Regions from separate parts of the Homo sapiens genome. Here region 2 is linked to region 1. A link is an interaction called in ENCODE POLR2A ChIA-PET data of the cell type or tissue named here. Cell type or tissue: GM12878. All regions are shown on one strand. Links, peaks and the distances in the headings refer to the core of each region. The heading gives the core; the rest is flanking DNA. Region 1 has its middle 8.8 kb from the start of LRRC37A3. Region 2 overlaps RGS9 (regulator of G protein signaling 9).

Evidence for each region. ChIA-PET counts read pairs that join two places held together with the same protein. Peaks named below come from ENCODE experiments on the same cell type or tissue, not always from the same donor. Only the 100,000 strongest peaks of a DNase experiment are listed, where the experiment ranks them.
Region 2: POLR2A ChIA-PET joins it to region 1 with 7 read pairs; 3 of 35 experiments call an interaction of 5 or more read pairs at or near these places.

Annotation. Positions count from the first base shown.
Region 1 is chr17:64,923,565-64,932,937 of GRCh38, forward strand. No RefSeq gene overlaps it. Among named protein-coding and RNA genes, the nearest start is that of LRRC37A3, 8.8 kb to the left of the region's middle. RefSeq lists a silencer at 6,227-6,521. In GM12878, for the core only: a CTCF peak has its summit at 4,154 (motif pointing right); a DNase peak (open chromatin) is centred at 4,177.
Region 2 is chr17:65,148,816-65,158,188 of GRCh38, forward strand. RGS9 (regulator of G protein signaling 9) reads left to right here. Exons shown (of 19, transcript NM_003835.4): 2 at 4,607-4,703. Among named protein-coding and RNA genes, the nearest start is that of RGS9, 16 kb to the left of the region's middle. RefSeq lists an enhancer at 6,461-6,620. In GM12878, for the core only: no CTCF peak of the experiment used is centred there; DNase peaks (open chromatin) are centred at 6,238 and 6,548; H3K4me3 peaks cover 310 bases; H3K27ac peaks cover 1,630 bases.

The DNA of each region.
Region 1 (9,373 bases), core at 2,089-6,088:
AGGTTTATTTGGTAAAATATTTGTGATATATTTAAAAGCTTCCTGAGGTACTCATGTAATGATTGTTACTAGTATAATTGGTGCATAGGGCTGGGTGACCCTGCAAAAAAAGAGGCACAGCAAACTTTATTTCAGGTACAGATGGACCTTACCTTTAGGCAAATCCTTGAAATTTTGGCGTGGGGAATCAGGTTTTTCTGTGGGTTTTTTGTTTGTTTTTGGCTTTTCATAGACAGCTATATGAAGTCTCTGCTTTAGAATCTATAAAACTATAGCTTCAGAGGCTGGGCGAAATGGCTCATGCCTATAATCCCAGCACTTTGGGAGGCTGAGGTGAAAGGATCACTTGAGGTCAGGAGATCGAGACCAGCCTGGCTAACAGGGCGAAACCCCGTCTGTACTAAAAATGCAAAAATTAGCCAGGCATGGTGGCAGGCACCTGTAATCCCAGCTGCTTGGGAGGCTGAGGGAGGAGAATCACTTGAACCCAGAAGGCGGAGGTTGCAGTGAGCCGAGATCATGCCACTGCACGACAGAGCGAGACTCCATGTCGAAACAAAAAACTGTAGCTTCAGAGATTCACTTAAATTATCATTTATAGGCCAAGAGAGTTGTGGCTCACAGCCTGTAATCCCAGCATTCTAAAAGGCTGAGGTGGGTGGATCACTTGAGGCCAGGATTTTGAGACCAGCCTGGGCAACATGGCAAAACCCTGTTTCTACAAAAAGGAATTTGCTGGGTGTTGTGATGCACACCTGTAGTCTCAGCTACTTGGCGAGGCTGAGGCCAGGGGACTGCTTGACCCCAGGAGGTCGACCCTGCAGTGAGCCATGATAGCACCACTGTACTCTAGCCGGGGCGATCAAGTGAGGCCCTATCTCCAAAAAAAAGTTTTGTTTTGTTTTGTTTTAACAGGGTCTCACTTTGTCATCTACATTGGAGCACAGTGGTGCCATCACAGCTCACTGAAGTCTTCACCTCTCAGGCTTAAGGGAGCCTCCAACCTCAGCCTTCCAAGTAGTTGGCACTACAGGCATGCGTCACCACACCTGGCTCATTTTTGTATTTTTTAGTAGAGATGGGGTTTCACCATGTGTCCAGGCTGGTCTTGAGCTCCTGGACGCAAGTGATCTTCCGCCCTCGGCCTCCCAAACTGCTGGGATTACAGGTGTGAGCCACTGTGCTGGACGAATTTTTTTAAAGAAGGAAAAATAAAATTAATTCGGCCCTTCATTAAAAAAATTAAAAACTCTTTAAAGGAAACGTGGGCTAAGTTATTTTTCTGAGAGACTATAAGATTTGGGAAGAAAAATAATCATGATGAAACGTTTTGGGAATATTTTTGGTATTTAAAATTATTGTAGAAATTTATAAATGTGTCAGATTTTGGCTGGGCACAGTGGCTCACACTTGTAATCCAAGCACTTTGGGAGGCCAAGGTGGGCAGACCACCTGAGGTCGGGAGTTCGAGACCAGCCTAGCCAACATGGTGAAACCCTATCTCTAAAAGAATTTTTAAAAAAATTTTAAGTCAGATTTTAAGAAATATTCTTATGGCTGGGTACAGGTGGCTCATAACTGTCATCCCAGCACTTTGGGAGGCAAAGGCAGGCGGATCACTTGAGCTCAGGAGGTAAGTTACCTGGGCAACACAGCAAGACTCCATCTCTACAAAAAAAAAAAGTAGCTGGGCATGGTGGTGAGCACCTGTAGCTACTTGAGGGGTTAAGTCAGGAGGATCACTTGAGCCTGGCAGGTCAAGGCTATAGCAAGCCGTGTTTATGTCACTGCAGTCCAGGCAGGGTGACAAAGTGAAACTCTTATCTCCAAATGAGAAAGAAATCCTCTTGGTCGTAGATATGATTTCTTTACACCAAGTTTGTTCGTGGATGCCAATCACAATGGGTTTGTCCCTAGGGTAATATAGTTTGCTTTGATCATTTCCAAGAGTAAGTTGTACTACAGGATAGCAGAAGAGATGCACTTAAAAAGTATGGCAAAATGCATATTGAGACAATAGTATGTTGGCCAGACACAGAGACTCACGCTTGTAATCCCAGCACTTTGGGAGGCTGAGGTGGGTCACCTGAGGTCAGGAGTTCAAGGCCAGCCTGGCAAACATGGTGAAACCCTGTCTCTAACAAAAATACAAAAAATTAGCTGAGCTTGGTGGCACGTGCCTGTGGTCCTAGTTACTTGGGAGGCTGAGGTGGGAGGATCACTTGAGCCTGGGAGGTGCAGGGTACACTGAGCCGAGATTGTGCCACTACACTCTAACCTGGGTGACAGAGTGAGACCCAGTCTTAAAAAAAAAAAGAAAAAACAAGATGCAGTAAAGAAGCCGACCAAAACCAAGATGGTGACGAAAGTGACCTCTGGTCGTCCTCACTGCTCGTTAAAACTTTTTTTTTAAAAATATGAAAAGAGGCTGGGCCCTGTGGCTCACACCTGTAATCTCAGGACTTTGGGAGGCAAAGGCAGGTGGATTGCCTGAAGTCAGGAGTTTGAGACCAGCCTGGCCAACGTGGCACAACCAAAAATGCAAAAATTAGCCAGATGTGGTGGCACACACCTGTAATCCCAGCTACTTGGGAAGCTGAGGCAAGAGAATTGCTTGAAGCCAGGAGACAGAGGTTGCAGTGAGCCGAGATCATGCCACTGTACTCCAGCCTGGGTGATAGAGCAAGGCTCTGTCAAAAAAAAAAAAAAAAAAAAAAAAAAAGCCTGGCCTGGTGGTGCACGTCTGTAGTCCCAGCTACTCGGGAGGCTGAGGTGGGAGGATCATGTGAGCCTGGGAGGTCCAGGCTGCAGGGGGCCGTGATCCTGCCCCTGCCCTGCAGCCTGGGTTATACAGCGAGACAAAAGAAAAAAGAAAAAAGTTAGTGGTAACAGGATAAACTACATAACCGTATATTATTCCTTCACATTCATGAAGCAGGTCAATTTGAAGCTTGAGGACGACTTCCATTCCTCTAGGTGAATCTACCAAGAAATGCCTTGGTAGAGCTAGGAGTGCCAATGGTATCAGCAAGGCCAGCCTGGTTCCCTGTGATTCATGGTAATTCTCACTATGACTTTGACATGATGTTCCTACACTGTGCCTATCAACACTTGTAGACACACTGTATAAGCGTTTGTTACATTTACTTTTTCTTTTGTCATTAGGTCTTTTATTACAGAGGCCACTGTGCACTCCACAATCACACACTTACACAGCTCCGCCTTGCCAGGCAGTGTAGACCCTGCCAAGCAGTGTAGACAGATTCTGGATAACTATCTTTGCATCCTTCCCCATACCATGTCCCAGATGTTGAACTGAAGCAGCTCCTTCCATGTTCCCTACCCGTTAATTAGCCAGGCCGCTGCCCACATTGTCACAAACATTATATTAACTGAAAAACTGGCCCATGCCATATTCCATTATGAGAAATTATTTTAAATTCGATTAAATTCCAATGTTTATTCAGAAAACCTGGTAGAGATTGAATTGCTCTATGTACCTTTCTTAGTTTTCTTCTTCATAGCATATTTTGACCATTTATCTTCTACACCTGGCTGACCTGCATGGTCCTTGTAGTGTAACTTCTACTTGGTGTTTGCGCTTTGCTTTGTTTTCAAATTTAAATTGTGAGATACATTTTTAAACCTATCTAAGAAATAGCCCTGATATTGAAATGGCTTCTGTGGAATAGGTTTGACAGATGTAAGTCTTTGATTCTTTGGCTTTGGTTTTTGTGCTTGTTACAGTTTTACACACATTCATTCAGAGGAAGACATTACCATCAATGTGTTGTTTCTTTTTTCAAATTCCAGTATGTTTTTAAAGACCCATATTTCACTAAGCAGTGTACTTGTTGAAACTGATGTGAGTGACTTTATGTTTCCACATGTGATAGAGCATCAGATACTGGAGTTTGCCAGGGGTAGAATGGTTGGATTCAGGAATGTTTAGCTGACTCATAGCAGGAAGTTACACTGTAAAAAAATGAAGCAAGGCAGGGAAGACAGATTTAAGTACCATGCAGCTCAAAACGACAACTACATTGTCATTTTCATTGTGAATACTTTTAGGTTCTATATTGGCTGTGATCTTTGTACTAACTGGTATTATGGAGAATGTGTTGGCATCGCAGAAAAGGAGGCTAAGAAAATGGATGTGTACATCTGTAATGATTGTAAACAGGCACAAGAGGGCAGCAGTGAGGAATTGTACTGTATCTGCAGAACACCTTATGATGAGTCACAGTGAGTTCTGATAAGAGCATCACATTTAATAATTTAGGAAGCCAAATTGCTCTGACTGGTTACTTATTTACTTTAAAATAAAAAGCAGATTTTTTCTACATTTGTTATACACTTACGTTACAAATTCCTTTTCATTTTTTTTTTCTCTTTTTCCCTTTTTACCTACCCTTCAAAATTTATCTTGCTTCATAGTGAATGTTTGAGACACATTGGGGAAAATGTGGTTTAATGGTAGATTTGATTCTTCAATATGTAACATAGAAATTAATGAGATTAAAATAGCCTGACTTGTTTGGACTTTATCAGTGTTTGAAATGGTGCTTTATTGCAGGTTAGAAAAACACTAATTTGGGTATAAGCTTTGAGACTCTGTTATTACCTTACAGGATTTTGAACTCCCATATGGTACAGTACTAGTTGAAAGATTTGTGACTTGTTTTCAGCTTTAAAATCAATTGAATGTTTCATATTTATCTTTAAATTGGTTCTCCAAAATTACAGTGTTCTTATAAATTTTTTTACTGCTTGTTCTTAACATCAAAAATACTAAATTAATGTACTGGAATGTCGATCTTGAAAGTATTAAAACCATAATACTAAAACTATTTTATATCCCAGGGTTTAGCAAATTTTCAGGTGCATGCTTTATTATAAGTAACATCATCCCATCTGTTTTGAACTCACATTTCCATTTCAGATCTTGCAGATTTTTTATTGGCCGTGATCGGTGTCAGAATTGGTACCATGGGTGCTGCATTGGCATCTTGCAAAGTGAGGCAGAGCTCATTGATGAGTATGTCTGTCCACAGTGCCAGTCAACAGAGGATGCCATGACAGTGCTCACACCACTAACAGAGAAGGATGATGAGGAGTTGAAGAGGGTGCTCCGTTCCTTACAGATGAGAGCCCCTCTGTGTGCAGCATTTGAAAATGAAATCAGCCGGCATAATTTTGGAAGCATTTCTAGGATTTCAAGTTTCCAATGTTAGGATTTCAAGTTTCCAATCTTAGAGTGATTATTTACTGACTCTCAGCTAGTCTAGTGAAGGGCTTGACAAACTTCAGTCCTTCACATACCAGTGTCATGAGCTTTATCATATCCCCACACCACCTCAGCTTATCTAACACTCAGATAATCTAACGTGACTCACTTCTTTATACATTTTATTTTTAAAGAAACTTCCTCTCACTCCCATGGATTGAGAAACAGTATGATTAGATTATAGTTATTATTTTCCTTATGAAAGACAGAAAGGGGGCTGGGTACGGGGGCTCACACCTGTAATCCCAGCACTTTGGGGGGCTGAGGTGGGCAAATCATGAGGTCAGGAGTTTGAGACCAGACTGGCCAACATGGTGAAACCCCATCTCTACTAAAAATACAAAAAACTAGCCGGGTGTGGTGGCGTGAGCCTGTAATCCCAGCTACTAGGGAGGCTGAGGCAGGAGAATCGCTTGAACACAGGAAGCAGAGGTTGCAGTGAGCCAAGATAGAGCCATGGCACTCCAGCTCGGGTGACAGTGCGAGACTCTGTCTCAAAAAAAAAAAAAGGAAAGAAAAGAAAAACAGGATAGGTATGGTTTGCAGGATTAGCAAGTGATACAGATGTATTGAAGACATAGAAGGCCAGTGTGGTTGCTCACCCCTATAATCCCAGCACTTTGGGAGGCCAAGGCAGGAGGATCACTTGAGTCACTTAGTTAGAGACCAATCTGGGCAACAAAGTGAGACCCCATCTCTACAAAAAATAAAAATAAAAAATTAGCTGGGCATGTTGGCACGCACTTGTTTATCCAGCTACTCGGGAGGCTGAGGTGAGAGGATCACTTGAGCACAGGAGGCTACAGTGAGCTATGATCGTGCCACTCCACTCCAGCCTGGATGACAGAGCGAGACCCTGTCTCAAAACAATGGGGGGAAATAAAAGGATATAGTGCATTGGATTGAAACTTTCTCCTATTTTTATCATAATCACAAGAATTGAAGAAACTAAAAAGGGAATCGTAGTCTCAATGTGTGGTTGAATGTTATCTAACATCACATCTCTGCCACCTCATCATTAATCAGCTGTGGTAATGATTCCACACTTTGAACCCATCCCACCTGTTTACAGAAGCAGTTGCAATGCCAGCATCACTCAGTGACAGCTCACCATGTAGGGCCCAGAATACTGCTTTTGTGACTTCTAAACTTGTGTTCCACCCCCCACACTGTGGGGAAAAGAAAGAGAGATCAGATTGTTACTGTGTCTGTGTAGAAAGAAGTAGACATAGGAGACTCCATTTTGTTCTGTACTAAGAAAAATTCTTCTGCCTTGAGATGCTGTTAATTTATAACCTTACCCCCAACCCCGTGCTCTCTGAGACATGTGCTGTGTCAACTCAGGGTTAAATGAATTAAGGGCTGTGCAAGATGTGCTTTGTTAAACAGATGCTTGAAGGCAGCATGCTCCTTAAGAGTCATCACCACTCCCTAATCTCAAGTGCCCAGGGACACAACCACTGTGGAAGGCCGCAGGGACCTCTGCCTAGGAAAGCCAGGTATTGTCCAAGGTTTCTCCCCATGTGATAGTCTGAAATATGGCCTCATGGGAAGGGAAAGACCTGACCGTCCCCCAGCCCGACACCCTTAAAGGGTCTGTGCTGAGGAGGATTAGTATAAGAGGAAGGAATGCCTCTTTGCAGTTGAGACAAGAGGAAGGCATCTGTCTCCTGCCCGGCCCTGGGCAATGGAATGTCTCGGTAAAAAACCCAATTGTCTGTTCCATCTACTGAGATAGGGAAAAACCGCCTTAAGGCTGGAGGTGGGACATGCGGGCAGCAATACTGCTTTGTAAGGCATTGAGATGTTTATGTGTATGTGTATCTAAAGCACAGCACTTAATTCTTTATCTTTTCTATGATGCAGAGACCTTTGTTCACGTGTTTATCTGCTGACCTTCTCTCCACTATTATCCCATGACCCTGCCACATCCCCCTCTCCGAGAAACACCCAAGAATGATCAATAAATACAAAGGGAACTCAGAGGCCGGCAGCATCCTCCATATGCTGAATGCAGGTACCCTGGGCCCCCTTATTTCTTTCTCTATACTTTGTGTCTTTTTCTTTTCCAAGTCTCTCGTTCCACTTAACGAGAAACACCCACAGGTGTGGAGGGGCAACCCACCCCTTCACCACACCAAGGTCTTCCGACCAGGCTTTGAGTACCATTATTGCAAAGGAAGCTCATCTTAGGTAACTTATTACTAGAGCAGAAATCACCTAATGTAAAGTATTTCATGTATCGCATTTAAAACTGACTTTTGGGTTCATTGATGTAGTGACTCAACTGGGAATCTTAAATGGAATTAGTGTTTTCACTGACAATAAGAATGCCTACTTTTTCATTATAGGCCCATAAGATGTCCCGGCCTTTCCTTGAACCAGTAGACCCTAATGATGCACCAGATTATTATGGTGTTATTAAGGAACCTATGGGTAAGTACATGAGTTGAATATGAAGTTTTTTCAGAAGTCTCAGTGGATATTTTATTAACCACAAAATTAATATCTTAGAATACTTTTAGCAAGGCTGGTGGGGGTATAAATTGGTATGGTCACTTTGGAGGGTAAATTGATAGTATCTATTACAGTTGAATTGTGCATACTCGGTTATTTTATTTTATTTTTTTGAGATGGAGTCTCACCCTGTTGCCAGGCTGGAGTGCAGTGGTGTGATCTCACCTCAATACAACCTCTGCCTCCCAGGTTCAAGCGATTCTCCTGCCTCAGCCTCCCGCGTAGTTGGGACTACAGGCACGTGCCATCACACCCGACTAATTTTTGTAGTTTTAGTAGAGACGAGGTTTCACTATGTTGGCCAGGATGGTCTCAAACTCCTGACCTCAGGTGATCCGCTCGCTTCGGCCTCCCAAAATGCTGGGATAACAGGCATGAGCCACCGCGCTCAGCCCCCCCAGTGATCTTCCTTTGAGGAAAAGCCACGGGGTGCTTTCTCTCTTCTGTAGCAAGGAAGATGGTTTCTAAGAGGGTATTTTAAAGGCAGTTTACCTAAAATAAAAGTGAAAGGCCAGGCAAGGTGACTTATGCCTGTAATCCCAGTACTTTGGGAAGCCGAGTGGGGAGAATAGCTTGAAGCCAGGAGTTCAAGACCAGCCTGGGCCACAATATGAGACCTTGTCTCTACTACCAAAAAAAAAAAAATTAACCAGGCTTGGTGATGAGTGCCTATAGTCCCAGCTACTTGGGAGGCTGAGGCAGGAGAATCACTTGAGTACAGGAGTTTGAGGCTGCAGTGAACTATGATCGAGCCACTCCACCCCAGCCTGGGTGACACAGCAAGAACTTGCCTGTTTAAAAAAAAAAAAAAACTGAGGCCAGGTGCAGTGGATCACGCCTGTACTCCCAGCACTTTGGGAGGCCAAGTGGGGCGGAGCACGAAGTCAGGAGATCGAGACCGTCGTGGCTAACACGGTGAAACCCCGTCTCTACTAAAAATAACAAAAAATTAGGCGGGCGTGGTGGCAGACGACTGTAGTCCCAGCTACTCGGGAGGCTGAGGCAGGAGAATGGCATGAACCCAGGAGACAGAGCTTGCAGTGAGCCGAGATTGCGCCACTGCACTCCAGCCTGGGAGACAGAGCGAGACTCCGTCTCAAAAAAAAAAACAAAAACAAAAAAACTGAAGGATAAGCCCAGCTAAAGTATCCAATTTTTATTCTCAGCAAAGGAATTAAAAAATAAATGAATATATATATAGGCAAGGAAGCAAGAAAAGTAGGCAGCAGGTTATAGACCAAAAACAAGAAACTACAAAATCTGTAAAACTAGGCTAGGCGTGATGGCTCATGCCTGTAATCCCAGCACTTTGGGAGGCCGAGGCAGGTGGATCACCTGAGGTCAGGAGTTTGAGACCAGCCTGGCCAACATGGCAAAACCCCATCTCTACTAAAAATACAAAAATTAGCCAGGTGTGGTGATGCACACCTGTAATCCCAGCTACTCAGGTGGCTGAGGCACGAGAATTGCTTGAACTCAGGAGGCAGAGGTTGCAGTGTGCCAAGATCACACCACTGCACTCCAGCCTGGGTGACAGTGAGACTCTCACAAAAGAAGAAAAAAAAATTC
Region 2 (9,373 bases), core at 4,009-8,008, 230 kb after region 1:
GGGATTACAGGCATGAGCTACCATGTCTGACTTGCAATTGCTATTTCATAAATACTTTGTGCACAGAATGATATGAAATGCTTTGTATGCTTAATCTCATTTAGTCTTTGCAATATCCCTACGATGATTGGTTTTGGTGTTTTTTTTGTTTTGTTTTGTTTTTTGAGGCAAGGTCTCTCTCTGTTGCACAGACTGGAGTGCAGTGACGTGATCTCGGCTCATTGCAACCTCTGCCTCCCAGGTTCAAGCGATTTTCCTGCCTCAGCCTCCTGAGTAGCTGGGATTGTAGGCGCCCGCCACCATGCCCGGCTAGTTTTTTTTTTGTTGTTGTTATGTTTAATAGAAACGAGGTTTTGCCATGTTGGCCAGGCTGGTCTCGAACTCCTGACCTCAAGTGATCCACCCGCCTTGGCCTCCTAAAATGCTGAGATTACAGGCATGAGCCATCGCACCGGGCCTGATGCTATTGCAAGTTCTATTTTACAGATAAATGAGTCCTAGTGAAATTTAGCAATTTACCAAAAGCCTCTAGCTTCTAAATTGGAGCAGAGATGTGAAACTGAACTTTCTCTGCATTCAGACTCCTAGCTTTCATATTAGTTAACTTTTCATTTTCATGTAACTGTCTGCTCAACTTTCTGAAGACTGGGTGTATGTCTTTTACCTTGTATCCTTGCAGTGCAGGGTTCTTAATACATGCTCAATAAATACCTATACTTATTTGGTTTGTTGACCTGGGTTTCTATTCCTGGGCACCTAAACACAACCCTGCATGCAAAGTTTCAAAATGTATTAGTATGAATGCTACTAATATTAATAATTCTAACCATAATAGTGAACATATGTCTCTCCTGATAAAGCATATATCTTCATGCATACATAACATATATCTCTCCTTATAGAGCATTTTACATAATTAAATTCTAAGGGATTATAAAGTCACAAATTAATTAAATTCTAAGAGATTATAGAATTCTTTAGTAGTCCACATCATGGTCCCCATTTTATGGAGAGAAAGGAGATTCAGAGAGGTTAAGTGAGTTGCCCAAGATCCTACAGTTAATAGAGAAAGAAAGTCCCATGGAGACTGAGTGCTTTTTCTTTGGACTGCAAGCAAGCACCTTCAGATCATGAAAGGATTTTGTAAATTGTAATGAGCCAGACAGTGTTGGGAGATGTTGTTTAATTCAGTGCCAGAAGACTAATGATGGTGTAAGCAAGGTGGCTAAATGGAGGGGAAGCAGGTAAATGGATGAGATGTTTTACTTTGGGTAATGGCGGGAATGTGGACAGACTTGGTGTGAGAGCAGCCATCCACGTTGATGTCCAGCTGCACGCAGCAGCCCAGACCTCAGGAGAGAGCCCTGGGCCAGGTGAAGGCAGGAAAGGGCTTTGTTTCCCGCTGCTGGTTCATGTTCTGTGCTTCTGCTTCTGTGGCCCTTCCACCTAGAACACCCTCACCCATGCTCCTTTTCTCTTTCTGCTTCCTACTCCTTGCTAATCTTTGTAAAATTCAACCTAGGAGGCTGGGTGCAGTGGCTTATGCCTGTAATCCCAGCACTTTGGGAGGCTGAAGCGGGTGGATCATTTGAGGTCAGGAGTTCGAGACCAGCCTGGCCAACATGGTAAAACCCTGTTTCTACTAAAAATACAAAAATTAGCTGGGCGTGGTGGCGGGCACCTGTAATCCCAGCTACTTGGGAGGCTGAGGCAAGAGAATCATTTGAACTCGGGAGGCGGAGATTGCAGTGAGCTGAGATCATGCCACTGCACTCCAGCCTGAGCAACAGAGAGAAACTCAGTCTAAAAAAATAAAAATAAAAATAAACCTAGGAGGAGTCCTTCTCTCCTGCCCAGCTCTAGGCACTGCTGTGTTCACATGACACCATAGACTCACCCTTGTCATTGCATGTTCTGCATTGTCCTAGAATATCTTTGCACTGGTCAGTTAGATCTTTGGGCTCAGGGACCACAGCTTCTCTCTGGTTTCCCAGAGTTGATCATGACTGTGCCTGGATGTCGAATGACCAGCTGACCATTGGCAAGCACATCTGGGGCAGGGGGAGTGGACAGCTTTCCCGTTAGTGAGGGCTTTTCCAGGGGAACATGAAGTTTGAAACCTCTGCACATGAAGCTTTGTCAAGATCAGTAGCAAACAGCGAATAACAAGAGAAACACCTGGGTTTTCTCTAGTCATCTTTGTTGACTAGTGTCAAACATCCAGTTTGTTTAAAAAAAAATCCTTCACGCCAGGTGTGGTGGCTCATGCCTATAATGCCAGCACTTTGGGAGGCTGAGGCAGGTGGATCACTTGAGGTCAGGAGTTTGAGACCAGCGTGGCCAACATGGCAAAACCCTGTCTCTACTAAAAATACAAAAATTGACTGAGCATGGTGTCATGTGTCTGTAATCCCAGCTACTCGGGAGGCCGAGGTAGGACAATTGCTTGAGCCCAGGAAGTGGCGGTTGCAGTGAGCCAAGATCGTGCCACTGCATTCCAGCCTGGGCGACAGAGGAAGACCTGTCCCAAAAAAAAAAAAAAAGAGTCCTTCAGCTGATATTATTTCCATTTGATTTTTTCAAGTGGGAAATAATTTTTAATAATAAAAATGAAAAAAACAACTCTAAAGATAGTCAGGGCTGTCCCTGTGGCTGCCTTCCTGCAGTGCAGGCTTCCTTGGACAGTTTGTTGATTCTCTTTAGCTTCAACTCTCCCTGACATTCATGGCTCTAATTCATATCTCTGACCCTGTCTCTTCTGAACCTGGGGCAGTCATTTCCAATCACCTCCCAGACATTGTGGGAATCTCAGAAGCCCCTTACAGTCGACCTTCCAAGGCAGACACCTTTGCTTCCAGAAGTGGCTTCTTCTTTGCATTTTCTAGTTTGGTAACTGGTAACTCTGGTCTTATAAGTTATAAACCTTGGCATTATTCTGTGTCACCCTTAGTGAACCTTTCAATCACTTGCAAATGCAGTTTATTTTCGCTCTTCCAGGGCTCTGAAAGTCATGCCTCCTTACCATCTTCCTGGCCACTGCCTCATTTATTTATTAATTCACACATCACTTGCTTACTGGGTACTATCTATGTGGCAGGCATGCTTCCTGACACTTGACATCCAGCAGCAAACAACAACAGAAAAAGACCCCCAGGAAGAGCTTGCTTTCCAGGAGCTAGGGGAGATGCACCACCGACAATGTATTAACTAGGTCAATTATTTTGTATGTTTGAAGACCACACATGCTCTTGAGAAACGGAGCAGGGCGTCAGGAGTGCCAAGGGTGGAGTTCAGGGTTGCAGCTTTAGGAATGGTCAGGGTGGGCCTCCTGAGACCATCAGAAGGGGAAGAAGGTGAGGAGGGAGCCAAGTTGGTCTCTTGCGAAGACTGGCCCAGGTAGAGGGAAGAGCCAGAACATGGGACCCGCCCAAGGCTGGCTGGGAGTGTCCTTGGTATGGCTGGGGGAAGGAAGGTGGCCAGTGTGGCTGGATCAGAGGGAGCCGGTGGGGAGTGGGTAAGAAAGAAGTCAGAGAGGAAGGGGGTCCCGAACATGTAGACCAGTAGGGGAACTTTATCATTTACTTGGAGTCAAGTGGTCCTTGCAGTGGAACAGCCACGCAGAAGAGTGACATATTCTAAAATAATGGAAAGCCCATCTGGCTGCTCTGCTGAGAATACAAAGAGTGGGAGTGTTAAGGGTTGAAACGCTGTCATTTCTTTTCTTTTTTAAAAAGAGACAGGGTCTCGCTCTGTCACCCAGGCTGAGTGCAGTGGTGCGATCATAGCTCACTGTAGCCTGGAACTCCTGGGCTCAAGTGATCCTCCTGCCTCAGCCTCCCAAGCAGCTGGGAACTACAGGCATGTACCACCACGCCCAGATAATTTTTAAGTTTTTCGTAGAGGCAGGGTCTCACTATGTTGCCCAGGCAGGTCAGAAACTCCTGGGTTTAAGCGATCCTCCCGCCTCTGCCTCCCAGATTTTGGGATTACAGGCGTGAGCCACTGTGCCTGGTCACTGTCGTTTCTCACCTGGGCTGTATGCAATAGCTTTGAATAGGTCACTGCACTTTTTTCTACCTCTGCAAACTTCTTCACACTTCAGTGTTCTTCTCTCTGTCATGGGCCAAATTTCCAGAACGCTCTCTAGGAACAGTCACTGGAATAAAATCCACACTGCAGGGGTGGCTTTGAGGTCCATGTGGTCTGGCCTCCACTGGCTTTTCCAGCTGCAACTCCTGCTGTTTTCTGTTCCACTAACCCTGGGAGCTGTCATCCTTCCATGCCTTTGCCCATGGTGTTCTATCACTTTCTGTTCAGCAAAATCCTTTCTTGTTAAGCTCCATCTTTCCTTAAAAGCCACCCCAGAATCTCCCAGTCAGGATGAATCTGCGAGTCTTCACATGCAGGGATGGGATCTGTGTCTGTGGAGCACACCTTAGTCCTGGTTGCATTAGAGTCACTCAGTGCCCACCTGGCTCCTGTACCAGATGGGGAACCCCTGTGTCCACCTTTGCATTTTGAGGTCCCTCTCAGTGCAGTGGAAATTGCCCTGCACAACTTTCAAAATTGTTCTCGTCAGTCGGCTTTTTCCTGTTCTGTCTTGCAGATTGAAGCGCTCGTGAAGGACATGCAGAACCCAGAGACAGGGGTCCGAATGCAGAACCAGAGGGTCCTGGTCACCAGCGTTCCTCATGCCATGACAGGTGATGTAGCTTGCACTTTAGTCTTGGCCTGGAATAGACCCCACAGGCCCAATACGGCCCACCTCCTGTGTTTGTAAAAAACTTTATTTTTGGCCAGGTGCAGTGGCTCACGCCTGTAATCCCAGCACTTTGGGAGGCCGAGGCGGGTGGATCACAAGGTCAGGAGATCAAGACCATCCTGGCTAACACGGTGAAACCTTGTCTCTATTAAAATACAAAAAATTAGCTGGGCATGGTGGCAGGTGCCTATAGTCCCAGCTACTCGGGAGGATGAGGCAGGAGAATGGCCTGAACCTGGGAGGCAGAGCTTTCAGTGAGCAGAGATTGCGCCATTGCACTCCAGCCTGGGCGACAGAGCGAGACTCCGTCTCAAACAAAACAAAACAAAACAAAACAAAGCTTTATTTCTAAATAAAGTTTTATTGGAACATATCCATGTTCACTCATTTATGTATTGTCTATGGCTGCTCTTACACTACAATGGCAGAGTTAAAATATATAGTTGTGGCCAGGCACAGTGGCTTACACCTACAATCCCAGCACTTTGGGAGGCCGAGGCAGGTGGATCACCTGAGGTCGGGAGTTCGAGACCGGCCTGACCAACATGGTGAAACCCCATCTCTTCTAAAAATACAAAAATTAGCCAGGCATGGTGGTGCATGCCTGTAATCCCAGCTACTCGGGAGGCTGAGGCATGAGAATCACTTGAACCCGGGAGGCGGAGTTTGCAGTGAGCCAAGATCGCACCACTGCACTCCAGCCTGGGTGACAGAACAAGACTCCCACAAAGCTGAAATGTTTATTTACTATCTAGCGCTCTACAGAGTACATTTGCTGACTCCTGGACTAAAGTCTTCCTCTGAGGAAGGGGTCAGGAGGGAGAAAAGGACTCAACAGGTCATTTCTTGAAGCCATTCCTCCCAGAAGGTCATTTTAGAAACCTTCACTGTCATTTTTTGTTTTGTTGTTTTGTTTGCTTTGTTTTAATGAAACCAAGTAGCAGAAAAAAAAATACTATTTAGCAGAAAAAAGTTGGCCTTTGTTTTGCTCCACCGTTTACCTTCTAATTCATTTCAGGCCCTTCTCAACTGCCCTGTGGGAGTGGTGCCACTGTCTCCTCTCTGTGTGTGGGGGTGAGGTGCCTACAGAGCATCATTTGGGGATATTGGCAAGAAGGGCTGGACGCCAATATTAAGAGAGCATTTTGGTTAATGTGTTACCTGTTTTCTGATCTTGATTTTGCAGTAAAGACAATGTTTCATACTTAGGCGTATTGCCTGCAGAAGCAGACAGCTTCTCATAGCCCAAGCCCGGGCCTCACCACGGCTGTGCTCAATGTGAGGCCTCCCTCTCTATGCCACCCCTGACCTGACTATTTATTTTTCACTCAAGGTGCCCTAGTCTTTGCAGAGACAAGCTGGCTCACAGCTTCCCCTTTCCCTTTCTGACTGCTTAGAAGAAAGGATGCCCCCACCAGCAATGTGTCACTCAGGTTTCCTTGCATGCAAGCAACAGAAGACCCACTCTTTTGTTGGAGCAAAAGGGGAAGTAATTGAAATGCTATAGAGCAGCTCATGGAGGAAAAGGAAACACTGACAAGCCAGACTTTGGAAAGGCCAAGAACCAGCGTAGCTCTGGGCACCCAAAGAGTGGAAACAGGGGGCAGACTTTTCAGGGTGCCTTTGTGTCCCCCATCACCTCAGATGCAGCTGGGGCAATTCTTCCTGAAGGCATCCCTGACCCTGTCCCCCTCCCTGCCTTTGACTGTCATTAATTTTGGCCTGAATTCTCTACTGGACTGGGGCCCTTTAAGGGAAAGTACCTTGTCTTGCTCATCTGGGTAATCCCAATGCTTCTCAGAGCTGTGTTTGTAACAGATGGTTAGTAAAAGTTTATTGAATGCATGAGTCACTTATTGTCTGTCCTTGTGTGGAGAGTGAAGGATTAAATCCTTCAGGTGTCTTTTCTAGCTGTAGCCCTGGTCTCAGTTTACTTTCTCCATTGTTTTTGTTTGTTTGTTTTGTTTTGTTTGTTTGTTTTGAGACAGGGTCTCATGCTGTCTCCCAGGCTGGAGTGCAGTCATAAAATTATGGCTCACTGCAGCCTTGACCTCCTGGGCTCAAGTGATCCTCCTGCCTCGGTTTTCCAAAGTGCTGGGATTACCAGCTTGAGACTCCACAGCTGGCCAGTTTTCTCATTTTTAATGCAAGAATGGCAATCCCTCCCTAAGGGAACGAGTGCAGGAAGGAAGTGAGAGAGTTCTGTGCAGGTGCTGAGTATGCAGTGGGTGCTGGATGGTGGTGGTAGCTAGTGCTTTCCCACACATTGTCTGTTAACACTCACAATAAAGTTAAGGGTAGATATGACTGCCCACTTTTTGCACATGGGGTTATGGAGACCAAAGAGTTTCAGCAACTTGCCTTCATGTCCTTAAGCTCATTTCATGAGTGAGCTTGAATTTCAGCCCAGCAATGTGACTCCAGAGTCCATATATATATTTTATTTTTACTTATACTTTTTTTTGAGACAGGGTCTTTCTCTGTTGCTCAGGCTGGAGTGCAGTGGCACTATCTTGGCTCATTGCAGCTTCTGCCTCCTGGGTTCAAGCGATTCTCATGCCTCAGCTCCGGAGTAGCTAGGATTACAGGCACCCACCACCACATCCAACTAATTTTTGTATTTTTAGTAGAGATGAGATTTCACTATGTTGGTCAGGCTGATCTCGAACTCCTGACCTCAGGTGATCCACCCGCCTCGGCCTCCCAAAGTGCCGGGATTACAGGCATGAGCCACCGCGCCCAGCCCAGAGTCCATATTCTTATCTACTGTCAGTTGTGCACCAGCTGCTTTCCTTCCCTGCACACGGGGCACACTTGGTTCCTGGATTTGGGCGAGGTCGCCCATCCTGCCATGGCTTCCTTGTTCCTCCTGCACAGGTGAATTCCAGCTGCTGTAGAAACAACACAGGGAGAAGCCCTGGTCCTGCAACAACAGCACCGATAAAAAAAAATTATTTAACTTCTTGGACGGCAGGCGTCCCAGGGCTTCCTCGGGACAAAGGTGGCTGATGCGGGAGGCTGAGCAGCCTGCCAGGCTGTCAACGTAGACCGCGTGGTACAGATGCTGGTGGCACCATAATCTCATTTGATCTATTTCGGGAGGCAGTCAAGTGGATGAGAAAGCCCTCGGCTCCTCGGTGGAGAGAGCTAATCAGTCTGATGTCTGCCTAGGTCTGTCTCTCTGCCTGCGCACCACTGTGTAGCATTTAAAGAGAGAGACTTGGTGTGGAAAGTCTAAACACCCAGTCCTAGGAGTTTAGATGAAGGATTTTGCTTTTGAACAGCCATCCAGGAGTGAATGATGCTAAGAGCAACAGAGGGAGAACCATGGAAAGCCATGACAGTGTGCATGTGGACACTGACAGAGATCATGGCTGGACATTTGTGTCCTAGGGTGTGGGCATGAAGGGAAGAATTACAGGTTGTCTACACCCAGCCATGGTCGTAGGCAGGCAATTACGCCCAGAGAGCGTGTATATGGGTCATAAGAAGAAATGTCCCTGCACCGCCTCCGAGGAGGGAAGTATCATTGGCAATTATCCAGACATAAGAACACAGGGAGTGGAGTCTCAATCCTGGCCCTCTTCTTTGATGTGTTATGTGGGCCTGTTTCCATGCAGACAGGCTTCCAGCTTGGCCTTTGGAAAGCAGGCTAAGATTGCTGGAAAATGTGACCATTGGCATCTGCACGATGGTATCTGTGATGCGGTGCTTCGTTCCAGGGCACCTTGTCTATCTTCTGAGATGCTATTACCTTGTGCCTACGAGCTGTACCTTCTGCTTGTGAGGTGAGAGGGCCCAGGCTGAGGGAAGGGGCTCAGAGCTTCTGTGGGGTCGTACGGCAGCTCTGGGCTTGTTGGTGGAACTTGGCTTGCCTTGACCCTTAGATAAATCTGAATCCTTGAGGGGAGCAGGTGGGTGGGACGGGTGTACGGGTGCACATTCTCTCCTGGCCTCTGAGCCCGCCTCTCCTGCTGTTTTTCATGCCATTTTTTCATGTTTTTTTGTGTGTTGTTCCCAAGCCAGCCCCTAAGATTTGCAGGGCCTGGGGCGAGAGTACACATGGAGCCTTCATTCCATCATCTAAAGTTATAAATCAACTAGGATAGGTCCCAACCTCCTACCCTGACAAAAGTACCTTCACAATGTCATGGAAGGCCAGGTTCAAGTTTAGAAGTTTCTGACTCCTCGGAGTTCTGCCTGGGAACTTGGGGAGTTGGAGAGCCGGCCCCAGCCCTCAGCCTGTCCTCTTCTCATCCCTGTCTCTGTTTTACTCCCAGAGTCCCAGCTTGGTCCAGAGCCCTGCAAACAGCTTGCCTCGGGTCTGTTTTGTGTGTGTGTATGTGTGTGTGTGTGTGTTTAGACTTAGCCTATTTACTATCCAGTTAGTGAATAACAGACCATGTACAAGTTATCGTCAGGTAAAAGATCAATACAACAAGAGATGTAAAGATGAAGCGTGTGTGTATGTATGTGTGGGCTGGGGGTGCGTGCGGTGTTAAGTTGCACATCTGCTGGAGTCAGATCATGGATAGCCTTGAATTACAGGCTGCAGAGCTGGGACTGAGCATGATGAGGTGGGGGTTTCTGAAGGTTCTGAGCGAAGAGGAA